2 separate regions of the Mus musculus genome follow, and region 1 is linked to region 2. A link is a contact called in ENCODE POLR2A ChIA-PET data. All regions are on one chromosome and are shown on one strand. Each heading gives the region's core, a stretch centred on a gene start or an enhancer-like site at or near the end of the contact. The rest is flanking DNA. Distances are from core to core; before and after follow the strand shown. Region 1 holds the start of Nupr1 (nuclear protein transcription regulator 1). Region 2 holds the start of 4930456A14Rik (a long non-coding RNA gene).

Region 1 (4,154 bases), core at 1,384-3,883, 120 kb after region 2:
CTCGGTTGCTTAAAACAAATCCTCTGCATGTTTTAAATCATGGATGCTGGGGTTTTTTTTTTTTTTTTCATTTTGCAAATGGTATTAACAGAAACATTCTCTTCCAAAAGCAGCTCTATATAATAGGACCTCATGGTGCTCAAGAATATGTAGGGGACTGGCCACAGGTTGTCTCTGGGACAGCACTGCAAAGAAACAAAGCAACTTCCCTGGAAGAAACCATAGAAACAGGCTCCTCAAAGCATCTGCATACATTAGAACAAGGCAACAATCACGGAGAACCGTTCAAGCCCATATGCTACGCAATAAGGACGCTCCCTTTCCAGATCAGCCTCCTAGAGAGACACACAATGGACACAGCCAGACACAACACACCCAAACAAAACAAAGGCACACAACACACGCCAAAGCTGTCACTGCTGTACGATTTATTGTTGCTGCCACCCAAGGGCATCCGATTTATTTCCCCCACAGTTCTTTTGGGGGCTGTCTTCCTAGCTCTGCCCGTCTACCCTCTGCTTCTTGCTCCCATCTTGCCCTTTTGCTGGGTCTGGAAGGGTGGAAGGGCTCCCTCTCCAGAACCTCACTTAGGTGGGAAAGAATCAAGCAGGCCTAGGTCCTGCTTACAACTCCTAATTTCTCCAAGGTCCTGTATCCATTGCTGGGTGTGATGTCCTGTATCCATTGCTGGGTGTGATGTCCTGTATCCATTGCTGGGTGTGGTGTCTGTGGTCTGGCCTTATCTGTGCAGAGGGAAAGCAGGCAACGAAAGGGACAGAGATCAGAGTTTGACTTCCACCTTTCCTACTCATATTTGCTATTACCTTAGAGAAGTACTTGACTCTATCTGCCTCAGTTTCCCTTTCCATAAACCAAACTTCCTCTCCATTGGAAAGGCTCCATGGGAACTCCCCCCACCTCTGGTTACCAGGGAGCTCAGTCAAATACGGGTCTCATATTATTTTAGATGTAGAATAAAAATAGTGTCACAACACTATTGTTTTGTTTTGTTTTGGTTTTGGTTTTTGTTTTTTGTATTTTGTTTTTTCGAGACAGGTTTCTCTGTATAGCCCTGGCTGTCCTGGAACTCACTTCTTAGACCAGGCTGTCCTTGAACTCAGAAATCCATCTGCCTCTGCCTCCCAAGTGCTGGGATTAAAGGCGTGTGCCACCACTGTCCGGCCAACACTATTTTTTTCATTTATTGATATGCCAATGTGTTTGCATGCATGTGCGCACATGCGTATTCTCGTGTGCTACTTTGAGCATATGGAAGTCGGTGGACATTGGGGGCACAGAGGTCCTTGTACTCAAGAGAAGCACTAAGAACCAGAAGTTTTAATCATGCCGTGTGTCTCCTCAATGCAGGAGATAAAGTCAAATACCTGCATTCCACTCAGAAATCTGAGAGTGGATTTTGTTAACAACCTGGTGAGCTTTTGGCTCTGTGTGGAGTCAGACCTCCCCAGCTTTTGCTATAGAAGCCGACCTCACTCAAGTTCTCCAGAATGATAATCCCAGACTCTCCCCTCCCTAGACCATTACCCACTCTTAGGAGAGATGTCACATCTGCCTGATGACCTCCATGCTATTGGTCAGAGACCACTCTAGATTCTAGGCCTTTAGCTCTAGAACCCACCCTCATGGAGTTTCAGTGTAGTCACACCTCAAGCTTTATTGTGCTCCTGGAATTGAACTGATGGACCTGACTGTTGCCTAGAAACCTCTTCCCAAATTGTACTGTGTTTTAAATATGCTGACAGTGAACCGCCTGGCGTTAGATGCCCTGAAATCTGATCCAAGCTGATGGAATTCGGTCTGAATGGGGTTTTCATTCTTATCACTTCCCTGCCTGGACATCTATCTGCAGGGCTCCCTGGGAACACAGCTTGCAGTTGGTTCTCTCCCCTTTCATCACTCGAGTCCCAGAGATCAAGCACAGGTTGTCCTGCTTGCCTGCAAGAGCCTCTACCTGCAGCGCCATCTCACCAGGACCAGCTTTTGGCTCCCCGCTTCCCGCTCGGCACACTTAGGCCCGGCTCTCCCGACTCACCTCCAGCTCCGTCTCAGCGCCAGGCTTTTTTCCTTTCAGAGTTCTGGAACTTGGTCAGCAGCTTCCTCTCATGCCCGCCAGGGCTAGGGCGGTTGGTATTGGCAGCAGCTTCTCTCTTGGTCCGACCTTTCCGACCTCCCCCGACTGGTGGAGCAGGAGGTAGAGGAGGTGTGTGAGGTTAGGACAGGCATATAAATGGCCAGAGTGGGGCGGTCACGTCTTCACGTCTGAAGCACTCTATCCTTGCTGTTTACTCAAGTATAGAATGAGAGATGCTCACTTGTGAGTTCTTGGGGCTAAGGGAGACAGAACTCAGTAGATGAGACTAGAAGGGGTTACTTGGGAGTTGGGAATAGATTAGCTAGGAAAGGTAAACCGGGGTACCCAGTGAGAAGCAGATGGGCTGACCAAGGAGCTACCACGAAAACCTTACCGACACAGGGATGGGCCAGGCTGTACTGATCATATTCATCCAGGATTCCATCTTCATCCTCTAGGTTTAGAGGTTGCTGGGAAGGGTTGGCTGTTGGTGGCAAGGTGGCCATTATGCCTAGTCTGCTCTCTCCAAAGTCTTGCCTGTGTCTCCTTGTCTGAATGTCTGCCCTCTCCCAGTTTCTCACCCTACTTATAACGCTGTCTCCTCCCTAAACCACGGGGTTGGCCCCCGCCCTCCAAGCCCTGTCTGATGCAATCTGGCCCTTTCCCAGAACTGGGCCCATAGACAGCAGTCCTGAGCAGAGAGGAGCACCCTCCCCTCCCTCCTCCCTCACAGGACTCACCCAAGCACAGCTGTGTTTTTCCACGTGGAAAGCTCTCGCCTCAGGGGCGGAGGAAGCAGACAGGATCTGGGCACAGTCTTTGGGATATTGGCCAGGGAGAGCAGAGGGCCTCAGATAGGCCAGTCCTTCCTATCATTTCAGCCTCTGCCACAAGCCCCTCCTGGGCCTGGGTCATAGTTAGACAGACAGACAGACAGACAGACAGACACACACACACACACACACACACACACACACACACACACTGTAGTCTGGTTCAGATTCAGGAGGTAGTGGCAGCATACATACTGAAAAGGGAGGGAGGAGGGACACTGACCCACTTCTTGCTTGGTCAGCAGTTCCTGTCACACCCAAGGCTTCTATTTTTGTGAAAAGTCCCCTTCAACAGAGTCCCCAGGGACTTCTTCCTCATGCAAGATGGAGGATAGCTAGCTGGTAGAGACAGCAAATACCCTGGATTCCACACTCTGATTCCTGATCCACCTCCCTCTACCTTTCTTTCTGACAGAATCCTTCTATGGAGCCCAGGTTAGCCCTTGAACTTGCAATTCTCTGGCCTCCTCATCCTAAATGCTGGGATCACAAGTCAGCTCAGATCCAGTGTTTCCTGCTGTGTGACCTTGGACACGTCACTTTCCCTCTCTGATTGCTTCAGGTTCCCCCTTTAACAGAGGATAACTCTATCTGGCTCTGTTGGTGAGAGGTTGCAGACTCATGAGGCCTGGAAAACCTTCACAAGCGGGAACAGTGTAAGGATTAGTCACAACTTCCCATGGGTTCCCATACAGTGCCCTTGCCTTGACCCTCCCCCCTCAAAAAAAAAAAGGGTGGAGAAAAGGAATTTAAAATAAAATATTGTGTGTTGGCAAGATGACTCAATGGGTAAAGTACTTGCCACCAAGCCTGACAACCTGAGTTTATCGGTTTCCAGGACCCATACAGTATGGGAGAGAAAAATGTCCCATAAATTGTCCTCTGACCCTCACATTCCTATCCATGTACACACACAATAAATACGTGTGACTTCTAAAATTTAAATAATATATTGAGGGCAGAATGAAATAAACAGGTATTTGTGCTTTGATACCCCCTGCCTTGTTTTTTAGGCAGTCTCACTGTTTTAGCTGTGGCTGGCTAAGAACTTGCTCTGTAGGCCAGATTTGAGTCTAGTGTTGAACTCAGAGATCAACCTGCCTTTGACTCCTGAGTGCCAGGTTTAAAGGTGTGCATCACCACACCCAGCCAGTATGAATCAAGTGTGAACTAATAGTAAGCTTTTTCAGTCCATACTAGCTTCCCTTGGGTTGTTTGATAAGAATTAG
Region 2 (4,153 bases), core at 1,303-3,802:
AACTTCCCCAAGGCTGGATTAGAGGTATGGGTTATACTATGCCCACCTTATACTTTTTACTACAATTACAAGTGCTGCCACGGAGAAACTTTAATGGTTTTCAATGCAGAGGATGGGAAAACTGACCAAGAACAACCTCAAAACAAAAGTGAACAAACATAGCCCAACAGAAAATAATGAACGTCCACATCAGCAACCCATGTTGACCACAACTCAGCCCGCCTGTTCTCAGGAAGGGAGAACATACCATATCGGATTCCAGATCGTAGTCGTCACTGTTGCTGTCACCGCCCTCCCAACGTTGAAGCACCTTCTCTTTGTGTTCTCCATTCACCTTAGAGTTCATGGCAATGGCTGAGTCAGTGAACTTATCTGTTGGCAGAGGGGAGCAACAGAGTCAGGTGATGGGCCCACTTCTCATCCTTACTCCCCACCCCATGCAGTTTAACAAAATGAAACTAAGAAACACCAGATTTAGTTTATGGGAGCAGGGAGAACTATTGAAACAGGTCTATCTAGATGGGGTGGTGAATGCTGGTAATGCGAGCACTCAGAAGCAGAGGCAATTTGATCTCTGCCAGTCTAAGGAGGCTAGCCATATATACAAAGACCCTTCCTTCCTCAACAGAAAAACAAAGCCCCAATCTAATCTAAAAGCTAAACTTGAAAACATGAAAAAAGGAGTACCTACACCGCTAGACACATTCACTCGACTCTATCAGGCATCAAGCTATGTGCTCAAGAACTCAAGTCACCTCTACTGAAAAGTAAATCAAGTCAACGTGTTCAACCTGCGGGCTAGCTCTCGTCAGCTTCTTGACACAACAGTTCAGAGCGATACCTTTAGTAGCATAATTGAAGTCAACATTTCGGAAGTGGACAAGCAGAACGTCGCTTGGTTTAAACACCATGGTGTCCACAATGTCTTCCCGGCGAGGCCCACCTGCTGGCTCAGATGCTTTCCGATGCACCGCGTCAACTGCCAGTTCAAACTACAAAAGCCCCAGTCCAACATGGCAGGGTCAGTATCAGAGGGAGAAGATGGATTCGCTCTTAAAGCTTTCTAGTCTTTCAACGTCAAATGCCCATGTCACTCTGTATTTCCCAATGTCAACCAGAGAACTTAGCAAAAGCCTCAAAACTGCCCGCTGTCACCCAACACACACTCTCAATCTCACTCTCCTTCACAGCTTCAGAAATTCCTAATTTGAGTACACTGACCTTTGAGCTCAGAGTCTTGAAAATGCCCTCGTAAGTGGTGCCATTTTTCACCTTTACGTCACAAGTAGAACCCTAGCAAGGTGAACCATTTAGTCATTTTAAGAAACTGAAACAGCATATTCCTCAGACACCCAGGTTAAAGCTGTTACTTACCACTACAGCTGTCAGGAAATGCAGCATCCTGGAATTGTTATAGACACCTTCAAACACCTGTCACACGAGAAAAAAGTAAAGGGCAGCAGGTGAATACTCTCTTCTCAGATTGTCCCACACTGTCTGTCTTCCGAGTGTCTTTACAGGAGGAAAAGAAGGCACTCACGGGTGACTGTGGGGGTCCCTTTCCGGTGGTCTGTCCCCTATTAAAAAAGAAAGAGAGAAATAGTTTTAATTAGTAGTGAACCCTAGACCAATGTACCAGGTCAACTTGCTGATTTAGGCTATAGACTGATTAACAAGCAAGACTTTTCAAGTTCTCACATTAAAGAAGAAAGTAGGCATTAACTGCTAAAACATTTTCTCCGAATTCAAGATTTTAAAAAAGTCAACAAAATATTCAATAAACAATAGCTGTCAAATGTTCCTAACAGTCAGTGCAATACAACCTGACTTCCTCTAAGGGACAGTCCTTCACTCTTCCGATAAACCACTGCTATAGTATTAAACCAACAGCACACTTCAGCTGTGAAGGCGAAAGCCCGGGCATCCCAAACGCAGCACCTCTGAGCTTAGACACATTACCTCCCAAAGGAAAAAAAGCTTTCAGGAGCCTTGGATTCCAAATCCCAGGAGAAGTATATTCTCCACACCCCACCCTTTCGCCCTCATTATTTTCATTCAGCCTGTTACCCACTCTGAAGGGATCCCCAAACGCCAGGTAACACAGCTCCTCGACGGCTGATGTAACCGGCAGTTGAGGAGGGCGAGGAGGGGGCCGTTGGCTGGGCTGGGGGACCGCGCAGCCGCAAAAACCATCCACCGGGATGCCTCGCCCGGTCTGCGCCTGCGCACTACAGCCCATCGCGCTCCACCACCCGCTCTAGAACAGAAGCCACTGCGCCTGCGTCCAGTGCCTCTTTCTATCGCATTGACACACCGAGAAAAACCGAGGGCACCCACTCCCCACTCACCGACACCAAACGCCCCTAAACCCTCCAAATAACCCCTCCCTCCTCCGCCTCTGCTCTACGTGTTACCGGGGCAAGCCAATGCCCGAGTCATAAGACAGCATCCGCGCGCACGTACGCCCGGGGAGCGCGCGCGCAGGAGCTTCCCAGCCCGCAGTCTTCCCAGTAGCCGCTGCTTCCGCGCCCCCGCCCACCCCGTCCCCCTCTCACTGGCTACACCGGGAAGAGGAGGGAACAATCCGCTCCCAAGTCCCTCCCTCCCCATTGGCCAAACTGTGGGCCGCGCGCCCCCCCCCCATTGGCTACAGTCGGGGACCCCTTCATGCAGCTGACTCCCCATTGGCTGAAGCCGGGGACCGCGAGATCCTTCGTGGTAATGGAGCTAGGGACCCCATCACCTCCTCAACCCCCCCAACACCCTTTGCCGACGGAGCTGGCGGGATGCGCCCCGCCTCCCCTCAGGGCCCAGACCCCCAAGAGGTGACTAGGCCCAGAGAGCCGAGCGCTGCCCCCAGGCTCCTGGAGACCTCCCGGAGAGCTTTCTCTCCGACCTGTTGGCACGAGGGTCCACCCCCTCCTTCACGGGGTCCTGGGCCCCCAAGAGCCCCCTCAACAGCTCCAAGCCGGGGCGCTGCCTCCCGGGCTCTCCCTAGCCAGGAAGCCCCGTCCTCACCTGACGCTGCCGATAGCCACTGCCCCTGGCCTTTCTTGATGCTGCGGCGGCGCTGACGCCGCTAAGATGCTTTCGGCTCCGCGGCGAAGTCCGCTGCCGGCAGCGGCTGCAGGCCCCAGGCACGGAGAGACCGCTGCGGGAGGCCCCGGGGGAGCCGCGGTGGCGGTCAGCGGTCCCGGGAGGCCGCCGTTGGGAGGGCTGGTCCCGCCGGGAGACCGGCGAGCCACGGCCTGTTGCGTGGGGGGCGGCTGCTGGGGTTGGGAGGTCTGTTGTGGCGGCTGAGGCTTCAACATGATGGCAGCGTCCGGAAGAGAAATAAGAGGGAAGGGAAAGAGGGCCTGGGGCCGGGCCCCTGCTGGAGAGCGCGGGAAGCGAAAGAGATCGCCAAGCAGGGGACCCGCCGTTGGCGGGCGGGGGGAGCCCCGCGGTGTCAGGGGTGGATCGAGAAGACGGCGGCGCGAGGAAGCGCCGCGAGGCGGAAGGGGAGGGGGGATCTCGCGGGCCGGTGGACAGCGAGAGGGCGCGAGCCGGCCTGGCGCGCGTGCGCGTCGCTGGAGAAGGAGAGGGAGGAGCGCGGGCGGAAGCGCCGGCGGGGGAGGGGCGCGGGGAGCGCCGCCAGGCGGTTAGTTCCGGAACAGAGGAGAGGCTCGAGCCGTGGCTCCGACCGGCCTAGCCCCTGGGGCGGAAAAGGAGCCGCGCAGGCGCTTAGCGCACCTCTAGGTTCTGAGCCACCTTAAATGCTGGCGGCCGCGGTTGCTTCACAACGAGGGTGGGCGGGGCCAAAGCCGGGAAGGGGAAGTGCCGGCGGACCCGCCCCTCCCACGCCGCCAGCGTAACGTCAGAAAGTCTCCGCGGTGGTGTGAGGTGTCACGTCGTAGCGTGAGGTTCTTCCGCCACTGGGTGACCGGTGGGCGGAGTCTCGGGAGCAAGAGAAAAAAAAAAATCCCTAGGACTGGAAAAACCTAGTACAGGTAACTTAAGGCAGGTGGGTTTTTAAAGGTGCTGCTCTCCATCTTAACTGCTTTAAAATATTAATGAGCGTCAGAATGACTATTCTGAGCATATGTGCATCCCAACAAATGTGCCCAATTCTAAATTGAAATTCAGTGATTCTTTCAGGGAGAGCGACCCCCTG

Evidence for each region. ChIA-PET counts read pairs that join two places held with the same protein, here RNA polymerase II (POLR2A).
Region 1: POLR2A ChIA-PET joins it to region 2 with 12 read pairs in Patski. The contact joins the promoter of Nupr1 here to the promoter of 4930456A14Rik in region 2. POLR2A ChIA-PET finds 5 or more read pairs at or near these places in 4 of 5 experiments (Patski and embryonic stem cell).

The regions. Positions count from the first base shown.
Region 1 is chr7:126,622,837-126,626,990 of GRCm38, forward strand. Nupr1 (nuclear protein transcription regulator 1) reads right to left here and starts at 2,634. Exons shown (of 3, transcript NM_019738.1): 1 at 2,487-2,634; 2 at 2,054-2,197; 3 at 410-743. The coding sequence starts at 2,598. The coding sequence ends at 2,067. All of the region lies in intron 1 of Gm39087 (a long non-coding RNA gene), which reads left to right.
Region 2 is chr7:126,499,882-126,504,034 of GRCm38, forward strand. 4930456A14Rik (a long non-coding RNA gene) reads left to right here and starts at 2,553. Exons shown (of 3, transcript XR_869939.3): 1 at 2,553-2,718. Atxn2l (ataxin 2-like) reads right to left here and starts at 3,556. Exons shown (of 22, transcript NM_001361487.1): 1 at 3,019-3,556; 2 at 1,541-1,577; 3 at 1,375-1,431; 4 at 1,222-1,293; 5 at 842-992; 6 at 248-372. The coding sequence starts at 3,311.